Regions from separate parts of the Homo sapiens genome. Here all the other regions are linked to region 1. A link is a loop called in an ENCODE intact Hi-C map of the cell type or tissue named here. Cell type or tissue: ascending aorta. All regions are shown on one strand. Links, peaks and the distances in the headings refer to the core of each region. The heading gives the core; the rest is flanking DNA.

The links. Hi-C counts contacts between places; a loop is a spot of excess contacts. Peaks named below come from ENCODE experiments on the same cell type or tissue, not always from the same donor. Only the 100,000 strongest peaks of a DNase experiment are listed, where the experiment ranks them.
Region 2: it touches region 1 in a loop (5-fold over the local background); 15 of 110 quality-filtered maps call a loop at or near these places.
Region 3: it touches region 1 in a loop (3-fold over the local background); 3 of 110 quality-filtered maps call a loop at or near these places.

The regions. Positions count from the first base shown.
Region 1 is chr6:160,085,712-160,090,711 of GRCh38, reverse strand. IGF2R (insulin like growth factor 2 receptor) reads right to left here. Exons shown (of 48, transcript NM_000876.4): 42 at 2,565-2,679; 43 at 1,459-1,605; 44 at 609-796. Among named protein-coding and RNA genes, the nearest start is that of SLC22A1, 34 kb to the left of the region's middle. In ascending aorta, for the core only: a CTCF peak has its summit at 2,123 (motif pointing left); a DNase peak (open chromatin) is centred at 2,121; H3K4me3 peaks cover 514 bases; H3K27ac peaks cover 2,166 bases.
Region 2 is chr6:160,515,976-160,523,724 of GRCh38, reverse strand. LOC124901454 (a long non-coding RNA gene) reads right to left here and starts at 3,375. Exons shown (of 2, transcript XR_007059844.1): 1 at 2,893-3,375. RefSeq lists silencers at 2,982-3,091, 3,162-3,241, 3,282-3,411. In ascending aorta, for the core only: a CTCF peak has its summit at 3,686 (motif pointing left); DNase peaks (open chromatin) are centred at 3,154 and 3,654; H3K4me3 peaks cover 1,535 bases; H3K27ac peaks cover 885 bases.
Region 3 is chr6:160,290,602-160,298,350 of GRCh38, reverse strand. No RefSeq gene overlaps it. Among named protein-coding and RNA genes, the nearest start is that of SLC22A2, 36 kb to the right of the region's middle. RefSeq lists an enhancer at 1-28. In ascending aorta, for the core only: no CTCF peak of the experiment used is centred there; a DNase peak (open chromatin) is centred at 4,260; H3K27ac peaks cover 801 bases.

The sequences.
Region 1 (5,000 bases), core at 1-5,000:
ATCCACACACGGTTCAAAAATCAAATTATGAAAGGTATATAGTTAAGACTAGCTGTTCAAAACAAAAGCAGCCTTTCACGATTATGTGAGGGAACAAAGGGCAACACCCTTATTAGTGCCAGTTTAAAACCTTCCTTCACACCCTGGACTCTGCCCTATGTGCGTCCTGGTTGATTTTAACCTACATCCTAACATTTAGGCCAGTTTCCTTTCATCCTTCTTACAAATATAAAATCTCTTACCCTTCTCTAATATTATTTGGCATTCCAAAATAAGGAAGTGTCATGGTTAAAACCAAATCAAAGGCAATTCTGACTGTGCACAGCTCAGCCTCCACCCAACCTCAGAACCACTGGATCAGACCAGGTTTTAGTTTTTTTGTACATTTACTTGATAACTAAGACACAATTTGCCTACAGTGAAATGCTTAGTTCTGACACGTATCGCTCAATCCACTGTCAAGAAATTCATAACAAAGTAAAGAATTAGACCAAGGTTTTTGTTTTAAAAGTGGTCCGAGATTTCAACTGAAGGGAGTTAGTTGAAAATTTTAATCCCCTTCCTTGGAGGAAGTTAAATGTGGAACTTTGTGGGAAGCCACGGATTACCTTGAAGGTAGTACTTGGTCTTGTCAGAGGTTCCAACTTTCCGACTGAAGTGCTGATCGTTGGGCTTCACCTGGCATATGTTGGCTCCAGAGCACGCCGGGTTTCTGGAGCTTGTGATGGAGGAAAGTTGGATCTCATACAGGTAGTTGTCCCCATTGGTCCTCATGTCCCCAGAGGCTCTGAACAGCCTGAAGAGACAGAAAAGATCACAGTGACATGGAAGTCCTTCAAGAAGGCATTCATGACATAAACCCTCAGTCCTCAGAATCACTGCAGGGCCCCAGGATGCTTCCTTTCCTAGGGAAAGGAAGCACGGACACGCTAGGGCAGCACGTCTGTGACCCCACAGCAATTCTGAGGACACCAGTTTCCCTCTCAAGAGGCTTTCTCCCCAACCAGTTCTGGCCTCTGAGTGCTAATCCACCTTCCTCAGGTGCCGTATCCAGCACCACACGGCCCTCGCCCTGTCTGTGCACCTCGGCCACCACCCCCAAGAGCAGCCCCAGTAACACTGCTGAGAAACTTATTTTCTAAACACTGGTAAGCCCAGAAGATTCCTGCTCAAACATGTCAGAAGGCTTCGGCTTCAACCCCTGAGATTATCATGAAGAGAGGGAGAAGGACGGGGGATTTATTTTTACACTCATGAGAATTCACCATCTTTGGTGTTAAAACTTAATGATTGAGTAACGCTTTTCCTCAGTTTAAGCAAAAGATGACGATGACTCCAGCAACAGTAACTAAAACACAGACCTATTTATCCTGCAGTGCTCCCCGATAGGGAAAGAGCGGCATTGCTGGTTTAATTTTGAACACATTTCACAGCTCAGAAGGAAAACGTTTTACTTACTTAAAATAAATATCTCCGAGGCTGAAGCTCTTGCCATTTATAGGGTTGGTGATGGTCCCATTCACCATCTGCACCTCCTGAGGCTTCACGGCGCAGGCAGCCCGGGAGTCCCAGCTGAAGTAGTAAGTGCAGCTGTCGATATCAAACCTAGGAGGAGGGAAGCACAGGCTACAGTCACTTCCCCAGCCAGACATAAGGGAAGACTGCAAAACAATGAACACTGCGGAGCCCTTGAAGCAGCTCACTGGCTTTCAGTCAAGGTGCTGCGAGACTTCAGTTGGGTCCCGAGGCCCCCACTCCCCGGGCTGCGCAGGCCTAGGCAGAATTTCCCGACTCAACACTGACGGCAGCTCGGAGCGAGGGTGGTTATTTTACTCACTTCTTTTCATCACCACAATGGACAGGGAAGATGACTGTGGTGCACACATCAGTAATGTGACAAAGCAGGCAAGCATTCAATATAAATTTTTTAAAATTTGTAAACCGTGCAACATTCAAAACCTGGAAAATTTGCTCCTAGATTTTTAGATTTTTGTTTAAGCTTCTCAGACTCATACATTCATAAATCCTTTGGCAATTTCTGAGTCACCCCTTTTCCAAACTCAGCGTCTGGAAGGAATCAGTTCTGTTCACAAACAGCAGCTCACATGCACCCTCTGTTGGCCAAGCTCTCCCTGGCACCAGATGCAATGTGGCCGGGAAAACTTGAATATAATCCAAGCACATCCCAGGTCCAGATGCAGGTCCCAGCTGCTCGAGGGTCCCAGCCAGGCTGCTTGAACACCTCGGGTGGGACAAATCCACGCCCCTTTGTTTCTACTATGACATTCAAAGGTAGAGGTCAGTTAAGTACTGCTCAGCCAGTGCTAAACCTAGTTCAAGAGACAAGCTAGCCCAGAGAAGTTGCACTGGTCTTGTAACAGTGTCTCAGCACTGTATCTGGAGGTCTTCCCTGCCTGGAGCAGCCCCGCCCAATACAGCACAATCAGCGGCTCTGGCCCTGAGCTCCTAAGACTCAGCCAAAACCTGCCCATGAAAACCCCAAGGAGGAATTCCCTCCAGTATGCTCACTGCACAGTCCCGCTCTGAGCCCCCAGTCTCCTGACCTCTTGAATGCAGGTCTGCCCACCGTCTTTGTACAGGTCAATTCTATCACGGAGGATGCGGTCTTATTTCCACCACACGGATAACCTTTGGAGTACGTGACAACAACTTTGTCACCTGAAACACACAAATGATTGAACTGACATTATTTCTAGTGCATTATAAAAAGCCTCAGGCAGGCGCAGTGGCTCACACCTGTCAATTCCAACACTTTGGGAAACCAAAGAGGGCAGATCACTTGAGGTCAGGAGTTAGAGACCAGCCTGACCAACATGGTGAAACCCCGTCTCTACTAAAAATACAAAAATTATTCGGGCACGGTGGCAGGTGCCTGTAATCCCAGCTACTCAGGAGGCTGAGGCAGGAGAATTGCTTGAACCCGGGAGGCAGAAGTTGCAGTGAGCCAAGATCGAGATGGCGCCATTGCACTCCAGCCTGGGCAACAAGAGCAAAACTCCATCTCAAAAACAAAAACAAAAAACAAACAAACAAAGCTTCAATGTTAGGAGTAAAAATCTGGTTTAAAGGCCAGAAGAAAATAAATTTTGGGCTCCCTAAAGGTTTATCGACCTGTTCTTGCATTCCCACACTCAGGGGTGGTCACCTGGCCCACTGCACAATTGTCACAGCCTAAGACCTGGGGTCAAACCCAAACCCTCCTACTCCCGTACTTTGTGGCCCTGGGTTGCTGAGCTTCTGAGCCTTGAGGGCCTTACCTGCAGAACAGGGCACTGTCCAAAGTGGGCAGGTTTCGGGCATGTATAGAAAGTGCCCAACAAACTCATGTGAACAGTGGGACCCCGGGTAATGGCAGCCTTCATTATCGCTCCAATTGTGTAAACTCTCTCTATCATATTAGGTGCTTTCCTGACAGGTACCCTCATGTGAGCCTCCCAGTAATAACAGAGCACAGAATGGAAAAAGTGAAAAGCCAGAAACAGAAACCAACTGTGGTTTTCTAGGGTCTTCTAGCTTTCAGTCGAGCACTGTCTGCTTTTAAAAGTGACCCATTAAAAGAAAAACCTGAGCCCTCGAACCCGCAGGGTCTGAGAGAAAAGTGAGTACATGCTTTAAGCTGCAGGTATCACTGGGGCAGCATGGCCGCCAGGTTCCAACTCTCAAGCCACCACCAAGAGGCTGCTTGTGGCTGCGCAGGGGGCTGTTCTGGGAACGGTCTGGGCCCAGCCTGGCTGCATGGACAGATGATGTCTCCAGGGCATGGCGCAGGGTGTCCAGGGGAAGCAGGTGCCTTCCACCCTGACCACACACACACAGATCCTTCCAGGCAGGGGCATGCGGTGGAGGCAACATGGGCACAGTGCTCACTTCCCGAGTGTTTTCCACAGGACACAGGCTGAGGTACTGAGGGCTGCTGGATGGTGAGGTGGGAGGTGGGACTCTAGGCTCTCAGGCCTGCCCCAAACTCAAAGCTGCTCCAGCTGAATTTGTTTTAAATATTGGGCTTCTGTGTAAAATTTTGGAAAAAAGAATTCCACTGTTTTACGGAAAATTTTTAAAACTTCTGGCATATGGGATCAAACAAGAAAAAACTTTAATAGTGTAGACAGCCCTTACTGATTGGGCAGGAGGCTCAACCTCCTCGGCTCAGGGGCCCAGCCTGTGAAACGGATGACAACGCTGCCCCATGGAGTGGATGGGGATTAAACATATATTAAGCACAGCTGCTTGAGACATGTTGGTTCTGAAAACAAAAAGTCTACCTCCCACCCCAACAGGGGTCCATTCCCTAAGCGGACAATGGGGGCACCGTGGTTGTCCTTAGATGCTGTCTTGTTGGCGCCAAAGATTAAGAGCTCATTTGGTGTCAGACACCAGATTATTTCTCGTTCCGGTCAGCAGGTGCTCAGGATGCCAAATGCCAGTCCCAGGAGAAAGCATGAGCTCTTCCCGCCAGGCGAGGCTGGACTTGCAAAATGGTGCTCTCCAAATGGAGGTGGCCTGCAGGTCACCGCTAAGAAGTCAGATGATCTAGTTCCATGTCACCCCCTGTGTTCACTACTCTCTTTTGCTCCTCCTGCCTCAAACTTTTAGGAAGCCTTAAGTGTTTTAGTCATTTCAGTTGGCTGAAGTTGGGGAAAGACTAGTCGAATATCCATATATACTGCAAGATTACAGGGGAAAAAGCAACCCTCCACGACCTTCCCTCCTTCCCCCTTCTGGGGCAGTGTGGGAGTGGCAGCAATAACTGACCTCTAAAGCAGTAAGAACCTCCCAGGGAGGGCGGGTCTCAGGCTGGCGGTCTGGGCGCCACTTCCTGTATGGCAGCTCTCCCTCCACCTACCAACCTGCAGAGTCTGTGTGTGATTTTTATCAAGGGTGGCAGTAGTTTTCTCGGAATTCTCTTTCTCCATCTCAACATCTCAAGCTAATCTGAAGTAGCCCTGTGGCTGAATCAGGACAACTCGGGAAACCCCACT
Region 2 (7,749 bases), core at 1,270-6,269, 430 kb before region 1:
TGGTATGTGGACGGTATGTGTATGCTGTGTATGCCAATAAAATCACAATGAAATAAGACTTCATATCCATTAAAATGTCTATAATTTAAATGTCTATAATTTTAAAAATGGAAAACACTTCTCATATGGCAGGAGCAGGAGCAAGGGTGGGGGAGGTACCACACACACTTAAACAACCAGATCTCCTGAGAACTCACTATCAGGAGAACAGCACCTGGAGAAGGTGCTAAACCATTCATGAGTTACTGCCCTATGAGCCAATCACCTCCCATCAGACCCCGCCTCCACACTAAGGATTACAATTTGACTTGAAATTTGGGCATGAACACAGATCGAAACCATATCAATAGGTAATGACTAAAACTGAAAAAAGAAGTACCACAGTCAGAAAGTTATTTAGAGAGCTGAAGGTAAATGCCAATAGGATCAGTTGAAAGAATTGGAGGTGGCCGGGTGCGGTGGCTCAGGCCTGTAATCCCAGCACTTTGGGAGGCGGAGGTGGGTGGATCGCCCTGAGGTCAGGAGTTTGAGACCAGCCTGGCCAACATGGTGAAACCCAGTCTCTACTAAAAATACAAAAATTAGCCAGGCCTGGTGGTGGACGCCGTAGTCCCAGCTACTCAAGAGGCTGAGGCAGGAGAATCGCTTGAACCAGGGAGGTGAAGGTTGCAGTGAACCGAGATCGTGCCACTGCACTCCAGCCTGGGTGACAGAGCAAAACTCCATCTCAAAAATAAATGAAATAAAGAATTGGAAGTGTTTGCCTCTGGAGAGAAGGAAACGCAGTAATTCTGTAAAAACAGAACTTTTTACTTTTTTTCTTTTTTTTTTTTTTTTTGAGACAGAGTCTCCTTCTGTCACCCAGGCTGGAGTGCAGTGGTGCAGTCTTGGCTCACCGCAACCTCTGCCTCTTGGGTTCAAGCAATTCCCGTGCCTCAGCCTCCCAAGTAGCTAGGATTACAGATATGGGCTGCTATATCCAGCTAATTTTTTTTTATTTTTATTAGAGATGAAGTTTCACCATGTTGGCCAATCTGGTCTCAAGCTCCTGGACTCATGATCCTCCTGCCTCGGCCTTCCAAATTGCTATGATTACAGGTGTGAGCCACCATGCCTGGACAGAACTTTTTGACTCTTTAAACTATGTGCATATATAAAGCTGATTTAAAAAAAACCAAGTAAAATAATTTTAAAATGTTCCAAAACAGATTGGATGGGTACACACTTCATCATGAGTGGTTGAGGGAGACTGGGTTAGAGATGAGGAAATTCCAGGGACTGGGGAAAAGTTAAAATGACAAACTGTTCACAATTGTTAACTGCAGGTTGTGGGAAAGTTGGTAAGTTGCTACAGTGTTTGTTCCCTCTGTAGGTTTGCATATATTTAACATTTCTTAAATTAGCATAATAATGAACTGTGTAATCAGCTGTAGAGTTGAGGGTGTGGAGCTGGCACAGGACAGCTGAGCTACTGGTTTAAAATAAATGACATTTAAAAAAATGGCTATTTGTAGAATTAACAGATATAAGACACCCTGATCAAGGGATGATAAGAAAGGACTCCAGGGCTCTGTCTCAGCTGTCTTGGCAACACCTGGAAGACATGGGCCTCTGCAAGGTCTCATACTTTCAGGAGGTGTTGATGAAGGATATGGACAGATCTGAAGCTCTGGGCACTGCATGGTCTGAGAAGAGAAGCTCCGGAAACGCGGGAGCTGAGTGCAGATGCAGAAGGGCTGTCATCCAGCAGAGGGGTAGGTGACAACTGGCCTAGCGAGTGACCCTTATCATGGCTACATTTGTTGATCACTTTCTTTGTATGAGGCACTGCTGTGATTGCATTAAATTTCCACTTACCTAAATCCAACGTTGTGCACTTGTGAATTTCTACTCTTACAAAAAACACAACGGCAACAACCTCAAACCAGTAATCTAGTCAAAAAAGCAATTCCCAAGGCATGACATTCAGATTCATCAGCACTCACAGAGACTACAGTGATTGCTGATAACGCCAACTTAATACCTGGCCAACAGCATGGATCCTGACCTCCACTTTTCTTGTGTGTTTACAGAACCACAAAAAGGTGCAGTGTTTTCATTTTTGTTGCATGTTTCACAGGTCTATATAACCCACTTTTAAAGTAAAAAAGGGTCTTAGTGATGAACAATAAAAGTATAAATTCAATACACCATATACCTTTGTCATATGACTATATATAGACTTTTACATACCCTTGCATATGGATCATATGGATCAAATTAGTAGATGAAATAGAATTTTTAAAAAATGAAATATTTTCTGGTTATCAAGCATATCAGCTACCTTTAAAATATTAATTTTACTGTACTTATATTAATTATTGAAGCTTAAACTTCAGAATAGTGGAGGATAAAAGTAAAATATAGCAAAAAGATTTCTCCTTTATTACTTCTTTAAATCAGAGAAAAGACATTTAAAGAGAAAATAGGAGTATCTTCCCCACTCCACATAACTTATGAAGTAAGCAGCTAATTGATCATATCATAAAGAGGCACCAGATAAAATCTGTGTGGCTCAAAATATTAGGAGCACTGCTTCTGTGAAATCAGTTAAAGTAAACGCCCATATTGGTCATGCATTGATACACATGCTTATTTTCCTAAGTGAATTCTCCACAATTCTGAAAATCAGTGAAAAGATCATCTCATGTTAGTTCCACACAAAACCAAGCAGTGCATGTGACTGTCCATGTTTCCAGGCATACACATCCCGTTTCACCAGGATCAAAGTGCCCAATGGGAAGCAACTTCTTGCCTTTTAAACCAGATTCAGTAAACAAAAATTATTTTGCATAGCTGACACAGGAGCACATCGATTGCATGAAAAAGGTCACTCTGTGGAAGGAAGCTTACAACGTCAAATTGAGAGGTGACAAAGTGCTAGCAGCCCTCGCTCACTCTGGGCGCCTCCTCGGCCTTGGCGTCCACTCTGGCCATGCTCTAAGAGCCCTTCAGCCCACCACTGCGCTGTGGCGGGCCCCTCTCTGGGCTGGCCGAGGCGGAAGCCGGCTCCCTCTGCTTGCGGGGAGGTGTGGAGCGAGAGGCGCGGGCGGGAGCCGGTGCTGCGAGCGGCGCTCGCGGGCCAGCGCGAGTTCCGGGTGTGCGCGGACTCAGCGGGCCCCGCACTCAAAGCAGCCAGCAGGCGCCGCAGGCTCCTGGCAGTGAGGGGCTTAGCACCCGGGCCAGCAGCTGCAGAGGGTGCGCCGGGTCCCCCCAGCACTGCCGGCCCGCCCGCACCGCGCTCGAATTCTCGCTGGGCCTCAGCCGCCTCCCCGCAGGGATAGGGCTCGGAACCTGAAGCCCGCCATGCCCGAGTCCCCCCTCCCCCCGCATCCCCTCCCGGTGCCCCGCCTCGTGCCGCTGTCGCACGTCCATTGCCGGCATTGCCGGCGCGCCTCGCGCGGTCCGGAAGCATCAGTGTCCTCCCGGAGGCCTAGGGCCCGCTGCGGCTCCCACCCTGGCGACCCTGGATTGCTCTCCTCACTCTCAGCCTCACGCCCCACTTCTTCCACCCCAAATTTTGCGGCCTCAGAAGGACACGAACTATCTGCTGGCTGAAGTCGCTTGGGACAAAACCCGCCACAGGATTTTGGGAGCCGGGCACTCCCTCCCACGGGAGGCGAGGGCAAAATGTGGGGTCTGCTGCCCCCTGCCGGCCTGGCTGATGTTTGCTTCTGTTTCCACGCTGCCCAGCAATGTTCCAGGTGGAGCTTGTGGAAGGTAAGGCTGAGAATAAATGCTGTTTGCAAATTCCAGAAAAGAAAAAAAGTAGCTCTTCTCTTTAGCAATAGGTTTTCCCCACCCAGCCAGAACTTCTGTAGGTTGTATTTAACTCTTAAGTGCGTCAGAGCTATTTCCTGCCGTCGCTGGCATTACCCTACCCTAGGCAGGGAAGTTTCAGGACAATGTCTGAAAACTCCAGGCTCTTGAATGAAGCAACCTTTCACATTAAGTATGTAGCGTAATCTACCAGGTCTCCTATGATTTACCATTCATGCAAAAGGAGCAAGTTTCTGCAAAACAGGGCTTTCAAAGAGCCTTTTTCACGAGAAGAAAATGTTGGAAGAGCTGATTTGTAGCGTATTTGTTGTTTTTACATCTAAAACTAATCGCATTAAAGGTAGTTAGGGGTATGAATGATAAATAATGAAAAGGATCAAAATAGGAATGTTTCATTCACTTTAACCTGGCCCATGCGGTGCACTTCAGGCCCTAGACTCTGGTTTGAACTCTGCCATTTCTGCCATTCCTTGGCTTTGTTTGCTTCATTGCTTGGACTTTCAGACTGATTAGAGTTCTGTGAATACAGTAGGTGCTCAATAAATCCTTATTCTGGGTAGTGCCATTGATGCCTGTGGCAGTGACTGCAGATTGGAGGGCTCCTGCAGCAACGAGGCGTGGGGCTGGAGGGCCTGGCTCTGGCATCCAACCCTGCTCCATCTGCCACACTAGCTGTGTGACTTTGGGGGAAGTTATGAACCTCTGCTGAACTCTCTATGGGTAAAATAAGAGTGGTAGTAATAGCGCCTCCCTCATAGGGTTGGAGTGAGGAGTAAGTGAACTAACCTGTGTAAAGGATCTCGTGGTGCCTCATATATGTGTAAACTATTCATCGGACAGGGGGCTAGTATTAGAATATACAAGGATCTCGAACATCTCAACAGCAAAAAACCAACCCAATTAAAAAAAAAGGGCAAATGATCTGAACAGACATTTCTTGAAAGAAGACATACAAATGGCCAACAAATGTATGAAAATGTGCTCAACATCACTAATCAGGAAAATGCAAATCTAAACCACAACGAGCTATTGTCTCACCCCAGTTAGTAGGGCTATTATCAAAAAGACAAAAAATAAAAAATGCTGGTGAGGATGCAGGAAAAAAAGGGAATTTTAAAAACAGTTGGTGGGAATTTAAACTAGTGCAATTGGTCTGAAGAACAGTATGGAGGTTCCTCAAAAAAATACAGATAGAAGTACCATATAATCCAGCAATCTCACTGCTAAGCATTTATCCAAAGCAATGGAAATCGTTAAATATCAAAGAGACCTCTGCATCCTCAGGTTTACTGCAGCACTATTCATAATAACAAAGACATGTAATCAATCTAGTTGTCTGACTACACATGAATGGATAAAGAAAATGTGATATATACATACCATAAAATACTATTCAACCATTAAAAAAATGAGATCCTATCTTTTGCAGCAACATGGATGAAACTAAAGGAAGGTTTGTTAAGTAAGCCAGGAACAGAAAGGTAAACAGTGAGTGTTCTCACTCAGTGTTACAGTAGGTAGCTAGTAAGGTATGAGCAGGGCAGAACAGTGCCTTCCCCTACCACCGCCCCAAACACACACCTGGAGTGTTGTCAACCATTAGGTGATGGTCAGGCAGTTTTTAACTGTCTTTGTAAAGTAATAATTGGTCACAGCTGGCACCAGTGAAAAGCCATCTCCCAATAGATAGAAAACACCTGAAACAGCTTCTGGATAAGCTCTCAGGAGTTGGGTGAGTGGGGAGAAGGGATACAAGACCCCGGAAGCATGCCAGTATATAAAACCCCAAGTCAAAAGGTCAAAGCACACACTTGACTTTCTTTTTAAAAAATTTTTTTAAAAATTATTATACTTTAAGTTCTGGGATACATGTGCAGAACATGCAGGTTTGTTACATAGATATCCATGTGCCATGGTGGTTTGCTGCACCCATCAACTTGTCATCTACATTAGGTATTTCTCCTAATACTATCCCTCCCCTAACCCCTCAACCCCTGACAGGCCCCAGTGTGTGATGTTCCCTTCCCCATGTCCATGTGTTCTCATTGTTCAACTCACGCTTATCAGTGAAAATATGCAGTGTTTGGTTTTCTGTTCTTACGTTAGTTGGCTGAGAATGATGGTTTCCAGCTTCAGCCATGTCCCTGCAAAGGACGTGAACTCAACCTTTTTATGGCTGCATAGTATTCCATGGTGTATATGTGCCATGTTTTCTTTATCCAGTCTATCACTGATGGGCATTTGGGTTGGTTCCAAGTATTTGCTATTGTGAACAGTGCCGCAGTAAACATACGTGTGTGTGTGTCTTTATAGTAGAATGATTTATAATCCTTTGGGTATATACCTAGCAATGGAATTGCTGGGTCAAATGGTATTTCTAGTTCTAGATCCTTGAGGAATTGCCACACTGTCTTCCACAGTGGTTGAACTAATTGATACTCCCACCAACAGTGTAAAAGTGTTCCTATTTCTCCACATCCTCTTCAACATCTGTTGTTTCCTGACCTCCTAAGGATCACCATTCTAACTGGCATGAGATGGTATCTCATTGTGATTTTCATTTGCATTTCTCTAATGACCAGTGATGATGAGCTTTTTTTCATATGTGTATTGGCTGCATAAATGTCTTCTTTTGAGAAGTGTCTGTTCTTACTGCCCACTTTTTGATGGAGTTGTTTTTTTCTTGTAAATTTGTTCAAGTTCTTTGTAGATTCTGGATATTAGCCCTTTGTCAGATGGATAGATTGCAAAAATTTTCTCCCATTATGTAGGTTGCCTATTCACTCTGATGATAGTTTCTTTTGCTGTGCAGAAGCTCTTTAGCTTAATTAGATCCCATTTGTCAATTTTGGCTTTTGTTGCTATTGCTTTTGGTGTTTTAGTCATAAAGTCTTCTCCCATGCCTATGTCCTGAATCATATTGTCTAGGTTTTCTTCTAGGGTTTTTATGTTTTTATGTTTTATGTTTAAGTCGTTAATCCATCTTGAGTTAATTTTTGTATAAGGTGTAAGGAAGGGGTCCAGTTTCCGTTTTCTGCATATGGCTAACTAGTTTTCCCAACACCATTTATTAAATAGGGAATCCTTTCTCCATTGCTTGTTTTTGTCACGTTTGTCAAAGATCAGATGGTTGTAGATGTTTGGTGTTATTTCTGAGGGCTCTGTTCTGTTTCATTGGTGTATATATCTGTTTTGGTACCAGTACCATGCTGTTTTGGTTACTGTAGCCTTGTGGTATAGTTTGAAGTTGGGAAGCGTGATGCCTCCAGCTTTGTTTTTTTTTTGTTTTTGTTTTTGTTTTTTTTTTTTGCTTAGGCTTGTCTTGGCTATATGGGATCTTTTTGGTTCCATATGAAATTTAAAGTAGTTTTTTCTAATTATGTGAAGAAAGTCAATGGTAGCTTGATGGGGATAACATTGACTCTATAAATTACTTTGGGGAATATGGCCATTTTCATGATTCTTCCTGTCTATGAGCATGGAATTTTTTTCCATTTGTTTGTGTCCTCTCTTATTTCCTTGAGCAGTGGTTTGTAGTTCTCCTTGAAGAGGTCTTTAACATCCCTTTAAGTTGTATTCCTAGGTATTTTATTCTCTTTGTAGCAATTGTGAATGGGAATTCACTCATGATTTGGCTCTTTGTCTATTATTGGTGTATAGGAATGCTTGTGATTTTTGCACATTGATTTTGTATCCTGAGACTTTGCTGAAGTTTCTTATCAGCTTAAGGAGATTTTGGGCTGAGATGATGGGGTTTTCTAAATATACAATCATGTCATCTGCAAACAGAGACAATTTGACTTCATCTTTTTCCATCTGATACCCTTTATTTCTTTCTCTTGCCTGATTGCCCTGGCCAGAATTTCTAATACTATGTTGAATAGGAGTGGTGAGAGAAGGCATCCTTGTCTTGTGCTGGTTTTCAAAGGG
Region 3 (7,749 bases), core at 1,270-6,269, 210 kb before region 1:
CTCTCTGAAGCAGACCACATTGTAGCAGGTTTTGGCTGTGGTATTCCTCAAACCAACTGCCAGAAGTATGAACACACACGTTGGCAAGGACATAAAGCAGCAGGACTAATTGATTCTGAAAGCTTAGCCACCGTGGTGGGGCACGAAGAGCGCAGAGCTGGGTCTGGTCCCACGCCACTGTTCATTCACTGGGTGCCCTCATCGAGCCACCCACAACTCAACTGTCCAGCTTCTTACCTGTGTCCTGGGACAGCTGTGTTTTCACTGGATGACCAGGTGGGTCCTAGCTCATGCATGAAGTGCCAAGTCAGTGGCGGAGCCCTGGGCACATGGGAGGTGAGAGATGGCTTTCGCATTTCAGTGATGAGAGGGCTGGCTCGAAGCCAGAAGAGCTGGGTCACCCTCACTACTTTCCCCTGAATGTCACACTCATCACTGGGAAAATGGGGATATGAGAGGAAACCTCCCAGCTGCCCTTCCATGCTTGGACCATCCAGAGGATGTTCAGACAGCCACTCTGCCAGCATCCTCTACATGCTCTTCTTCCTTGTCCTGCTTCAAGGGTAGGCAGCCCATCCTTTCTAGGGACCGTGCTCTGGAGGGTGGGATCCTGGGAACCCAGCTCTATGAGGCTTGGATCCTGGCTTTTGGAGACCAGAGAGTTTCTTCGGGCCTCACTGAGCCCCCAGCCATCCCTGGGAGTCCTCCTCCTCCTGAAGCAGATGCTGAGGGGCCTTACGCTGGGCATGGGCAGCAGGTGCCTGGAGCCTCCCAGCCTTCACCCTGCATCCTGTCAGGGTGGCCAGGGCTCAGCAGCCACCACAAGGTGGAGTTAACGACTCAGTGTCCCTCAGGGGAGCAGGATCACTTCCCAGCTCCACTCCAGAGCTGGCTTTTGGATCCTGGCTTTTGGAGACCAGATCAATCTCCCTGTTGAGTGTGGTTGCCTCCCTCAGACCGCTCCAGGTAACAGGGTGGCAGGGAACCTTCTCACTACCTGGACCCGAGGTGCAATGTCGTCTTATCCTGTATTACCTGTAATGCTATCTTAATCCAGCAATCCTGGCTCTATGTACACATCCAAAGGAAATGAAATCAGTGTCTCATAGAGACATCTGTACCCTCATGATCATTGCTGCAATTTGCAGCTATTACTCACAATAATCAAGACATGGGATCAACCTAAAGCATCCATCAACAGATAAATATGTGAAGAATATGTGGTGTACACACACACACACACACAATGGAATACTATTCAGCTTTTAACAAGGAGATCCTGCCGTTTGTGACAACATGGATGAGCCTGGAGGACATTATGCCCAGTGAAATAAGCCACATACAGAAAGAAAAATACTGCATGATCTCACCTACATGTAGAATCCAAAAAAGTTTAACTCATAGGAGTAGAGAGTGGAATGGTTGTTATCAGGGGCTGAGGGAGGGGATTTGGGGACATGTTGGCCTCAGAGTACAAAATTTCAGTTAAGCAACATGAATAAGTTTTAAAGATCTTATTACAGCATGGAGAATATAGTTAAAGATACTGTACTGTGTACTTAAAATTTGCTAAAGATAGATCTTGTGTTATCACCAAAAAAAGGTAAGGTGTAATAAAAAAAAGTAAGGTGATTGATATGTTAATTAGCTTGATTTTAGTAATCATGTCACGATATATATGTGTCTCATCATGTTGTGCACTTTAAATATATACAACTTTTGTCATTTCTATCTTAATAGAGCTGTAAAAAATAAAAATATGAAGCAAGGGACAGTGTTCACCAGCTCATAATGGATAGAAAGTATACCTTATATTTATTTTTATGCTAGAGGTTTATTCAGTTATTCACTCATGCCTTTACTGAAAACTACCCTCTTCTAGGCATAGTGCTGGGAACTGAGCACACACCGATGAATATGTCACAGCCCCTGTCCTTGGAGACCTTCACCTCATGGTCTAGCAACAGGTGAACAAAAAAAAAAGCAATATGGGCATTCAGTAAATCCCTGACTGGTATGCAAACATGAGGCCAGTGCCCCCACTGGATACCCCTCCCTAGTAATGTAGAATAGTGACCTTTTCACCACACCCTGGCTAAAGCTTCTAGAAACACACACACACACACACACACACACATTTAGAGGTACAGACTGTGACTATGGAACAATTCAGTGTAACGGCCACATGAGGAACCGATGTTTGACCTTAATCCCTTGAGGCCAGGTCTCTGATAATCCATGAAACAAGCCTCCAAAGTCTTAAAATTTGTAAGTAGGAAGGGCTGAATGCTGGTTGTGACTGAAAAACACACTCTGAGTTCTCTGTTTTCATTGGGAAACACTGTGCCTGTATAGCTTTAAGCAGAACTTGTGTTCCTAAATTCTTAGGGATAAATCCACCACCATCTCGGGCTTCCTCCTGGCACTGCCTTCTTTAAGCCAGGTCAAAACCCACCTCTTCCAACAAGACTTCCTGATTAATCCTACCTTACACAACTCATTTCAGGGCCTCTTGGCACCCATGCAGTGACCAAGGCCAACCAACCATGAAAATAATCACTGTCTTCCCTAAACCCTTAAACCAATGGTTTATCTAACTAATATGTGCTCTCTTTTGGGATCATGCACAGTTTTGTTTGTTTTTTAGCCTGGTAGAAGTTACCTACATATGCTCTGTAGGCTGGTAAAATAATTTGAACAAAACTATTTCTAATAAAGCTCACCACCCAAAACTGTATTTGTAGAGGACTTTTTGTTTACAAAAATCTTATACCTACATTTTCTCAATAAATATTGCACTAACACTGTGATCTATAAATACGGCAACTTCCGTCTTACAGATGAGGAGAAAGATTACAGAGATTCCAACCCCGATGTTCTGGGGTATTCCCTTATTTTTACTTCTTCGTAACTTTCACAGATAATATATACAAGAATCACTGTATTTGCAATAATGTAGATGCTCCCTTCAAATGATTCTATGTGTTCCATTAATATACCTATCTAGCACTTAGCACTTACAGGTGAGACTAGTAGAGATTCTGTAAGTGAACGTGGAAGCCTGTCCCTATATCCTCACCCATACTTAGCCTATGGAGCTCCATGATGTCTGAGACCAGGTCTTCCCCATCCTTTGTAACTCTCAGAATCTTAGGCACACAATGAGTTCACTCTGTATTTGTTGGAGACGTTTATGAATGTTTTCTGTTTTTTGTTTTTTTTGAGACAGAGTCTCCCACTGTCACCCAGGCTGGAGTGCAGTGGCGCGATCTTGGCTCACCGCAAGCTCCGCCGGGTTCATGCCATTCTCCTGCCTTAGCCTGCCAAGTAGCTGGGACTACAGGCGCCCACCACCACGCCTGGCTAATTTTTTGTATTTTTTTTGGTAGAGATGGGGTTTCATCGTGTTAGCCAGGATGGTCTCGATCTCCTGACCTCGTGATCCGCCCACCTCGGCCTCCCAAAGTGCTGGGTTTACAGGCGTGAGCCACTGCACCCGGCCATGAATGTTTTTTATAAAGACGGAAATTTGGCCAGGTGCGGTGGCTCATGCCTGTAATCCCAGCACTTTGAGAGGCCAAGGTGGGCAGATCACAAGGTAAGGAGTTCAAGACCAGCTTGGCCAACATGGTGAAACCCCGTCTCTATTAAAAATTCAGAAAATTAGCTTGGCGTGGTGGCGGAAGCCTGTAATCCCAGCTACTCAGGAGGCTGAGGCAGGAAAATCGCTTGAACCCTGGAGGAGGAGGTTGCAGTGAGCTGAGATCGCACCATTGCACTCCAGCCTGGGCAACAAGAGTGAAACTCCGTCTCAAAAACATTAAAAGAAAAAGACAGAGATTCAGTCCCCCATCTTCTGCATAAATGATCCTCAGCCATCTGGGGGACTTAGCTGCAGTGGAGCCTGAGGGAGTCGAGCTGCATTTTTCATCCCAGGATGTTACTCTCATACGATTTTCAAGCCACAACAGAAGCAAAGATGAGGTGAGCAGGGACAGAGTTATTTCCGACTGGTTGCAGATGGGGAGAAAGGTCTATGGTATCTGTTGCTGATCTCTGGGCTCACATCAGACACTTTGCAAATCTGGCTCTCTCCAGGGGATTTGGGTAACAGCCCTGCCTTTCAGAGCAAATAACAGTATACACTCGCAGAGCTCGTTATAGCAGTTTTGGTGGGTTTAGGGACGCAAGTTCCCAGCCGGGACTATTCCTGTGGAGTTCCCTGAGTTACACCCTCCAGGCCACGCCCCCTGGCCAAACGTGAGTCTAGAGCAGAGAGTTTCCATGTAGAGGCTTCATCTGTTTGTATTGGCTCATTACAGACACTCCTTGAGATTTGACCAATGCAACATGTGGCCCCATGCTAGCGTGCTATGTGCTGAGACAACAGCTTAGAGCAACAGCTGGGGAACCTTCCCTTCTGCCTCTGTTCTGAAATAAAGCACGTCCATTTAAGACAAAGGGGGCTATGCTGAAATGACTTATGGGGAAAATTACAGGTCACAAAATGTAATGTGACTATAACATATTGGAATGTTGATGACTGCTCGCCATAAAGTGGTCACCAATGTTTCTTTCACCCCCCAACATTTAACATGACAACAGCTACATGTCACATTCTCTATTTCATTCCCTGAAAATGAAAGAATTAGGTTTGGTATGATTAAATTTCCACTCAATTCTAAAGAATTCTAAGATTTTATAGCAAAATATATCATATGATGAGGATATTATATTTTGGAAGTTTGGGTTTAGTGGTCTCTCCCCTTCCATCATTTCATAAGACTTCCTTGTATTTTTAAATGGAATCTTGAAACAAGATAACATACATTGTGGAGTGATCTATTGGTGAAAGAAAAAGCCGTATAAAATCAACTGAAAACTACAGGAAACTATTAAGGTGATGTGACAAAAAAATGTGTGGGCCTTAATATTTTTGCCCTCAACCAGCAAAGACGAATATAAATCATGAAAAAAACAAGTAACTTGAGAAAATCTTATTTTAAAATGCATAGGATACACACACATACACACACGACGTATGTTTACTGAGTTGCATAAATTGAAATATTAAAATAATTTAAATTGAAATAAAGTCAAAATGTTTCTGCATAGGAAGATTGGGAAGATTAAAATACTATGAAAATAGCAATACTCCCTAAATAATTGAGGTGTACCATTTAATCCCAAAGAAAATGTTTTTTTAAGTTAAAAAAGTTAACATAAAGTTTATGAAGAAAATAGAATAAATAAGAATAGTTGGCGAATAGGTATTATATTAATTTTTTCTACAGGAGATTTTTTCTATCAAATTTGGAAAGATATTTTAAAGTTTAAATAATTTCAATTAGCATTCTAGGGAAGTAAGATGAGCCAGAAAAATAAACAGAACAGAGCTGAGAACCCATCAACAAATCATAGTATACACCAAAAGGACATGTTTTATAAAAGTGGCTTCACAAATCAATGGGGATTTTTTTAAGTAATGGTCTGAGAGAGTTGTCTTTCCTTTTGGAAGAAATATTATTTTTTATCTCATGCCCTTAATAAATTCCATATGAATTAAATAATGATACATAGAAAATAATTCCATACAATGTTTTTGAAAACTTTATCTCATCTCAGTAAGGAGGATGCCGAAGTATAAAAGCAATGGAAGAAATAAAACAAAAATATCTGTCTATTTAAATATTGAGCATCTTTGTAGGTCAAAACTCCTTAGAATCAAAAAGCCAAAAATAAGCTAGGAAAAAAATCATTGGCACAAATTTTCAGCTTTCTAAAAGTACCAGCTTTGCCTTGTTCTCCATTCTGGCAAAGAACAGGCTGTTTCTGTGTTGATGCAGGTTTTCCTATTTCTGTTCCTCTTTCATGACCTCTTGTGCCCATGGGCTAGTGACATAGGAAGAGACCTGGTATGGAAATTCTACCAGTTACTTACAGCATTGTTGAATATCTATTTAAAATGTCTAAATATTTCCGTGCCTCAGGACCTCATCGTGCTAAGTATTTTTTTTTAGAAGTTTTATTACTTTATGTCAGGCCTCTGAGCCCAAGCTAAGCCATCATATCCCCTGTGACCTGCATGTACACATCCAGATGACCGGTTCCCGCCTTAACTGGTGACATTCCACCACAAAAGAAGTGAAAATGGCCTGTTCCTGCCTTAACGGATGACATTGTCTTGTGAAATTCCTTCTCCTGGCTCATCCTGGCTCAAAAGCTCCCCCACTGAGTACCTTGTGACCCCCACTCCTGCCCGCCAGAGGACAACCCCCCTTTTTCCTTTACCTACGCAAATCCTATAAAATGGCCCCACCCCTATTTCTCTTTGCTGACTCTCTTTTCGGACGCAGGCCGCCTGCACCCAGGTGAAATAAACAGCCATGTTGCTCACACAAAGCCTGTTTGGTGGTCTCTTCACATGGACGCACATGAAATTTGGTGCCGTGACTTGGATCGGGGGACCTCCCTTAGGAGATCAATCCCCTGTCCTCCTGCTCTTTGCTCCATGAGAAAGATCCACCTGTGACCTCAGGTCCTCAGACCGACCAGCCCAAGAAACATCTCACCAATTTCAAATCCAGTAAGCGGCCTCTTTTTACTCTCTTCTCCAACCTCCCTCACTATCCCTCAACCTCTTTCTCCTTTCAATCTTGGCACCACACTTCAATCTCTCCCTTCTTTTAATTTCAATTCCTTTCATTTTCTGGTAGAGACAAAGGAGACATGTTTTATCCGTGGACCCAAAACTCCGGCGCCGGTCATGGACTAGGGAAGGAAGCCTTCCCTTGGTATTTAATCATTGCAGGGACACCTCTCTGATTATTCACCCAGGTTTCAGAGGTGTCAGACCACGCAAGGACGCCTGCCTTGGTCCTTCACCCTTAGCGGCAAGTCCCGCTTTTCTGGGGGAGGGGCAAGTACCCCAACCCCTTCTCTCTGTGTCTCTACCCCTTCTTCGCCTTTCTGGGGGGCAAGAAACCCCCAACCCCTTCTCCTTCACCCTTAGCGGCAAGTCCCGCTTTTCTAGGGGAGGGGCAAGTACCCCAACCCCTTATATCTCTGTGCCCGGATCCCTTATTTCCGTGCCCCAACCTCTTTTATCTCTGCGCCCCGATCCCTTATTTCCATGCCCCAACCTCTTATATCTCTGTACCCCAATCCCTTATTTCCATGCCCTGACCTCGTATCTCTGTGCCCCAAACCCTTTCCCACTTTTCTGGAGGGTAAGAACCCCCAAACCCCTTCCCTCCATGTCTCTACTTTCTCTTTTCTCTGGGCTTGCCTCCTTCACTATGGGCAACCTTCCACCTTCCATTCCTCCTTCTTCTCCCTTAGCCTGTGTTCTTAAGAACTTAAAACCTCTTCAACTCTCACCTGACCTAAAATCTAAATGTCTTATTTTCTTCTGCAATGCTGCTTGACCCCAGTACAAACTTGACAGTAGTTCCAAATAGCCAGAAAACGGCATTTTCAATTTTTCCATCCTACAAGATCTAAATAATTCTTGTCATAAAATGAGCAAATGGTCTGAGGTGCCTGACGTCCAGGCATTCTTTTACACATCGGTCCCTCTCTAGTCTCTGTTCCCAATGCAACTCATCTCAAATCTTCCTTCTTTCCCTCCCACCTGTCCCCTCAGTCCCAACCCCAAGCATCACTGAGTCTTTCTAATCTTCCTTTTCTACAGACCCATCTGACCTCTCCCCTCCTCCCCAGGCTGCTCCTCGCCAGGCCAAGCTAGGT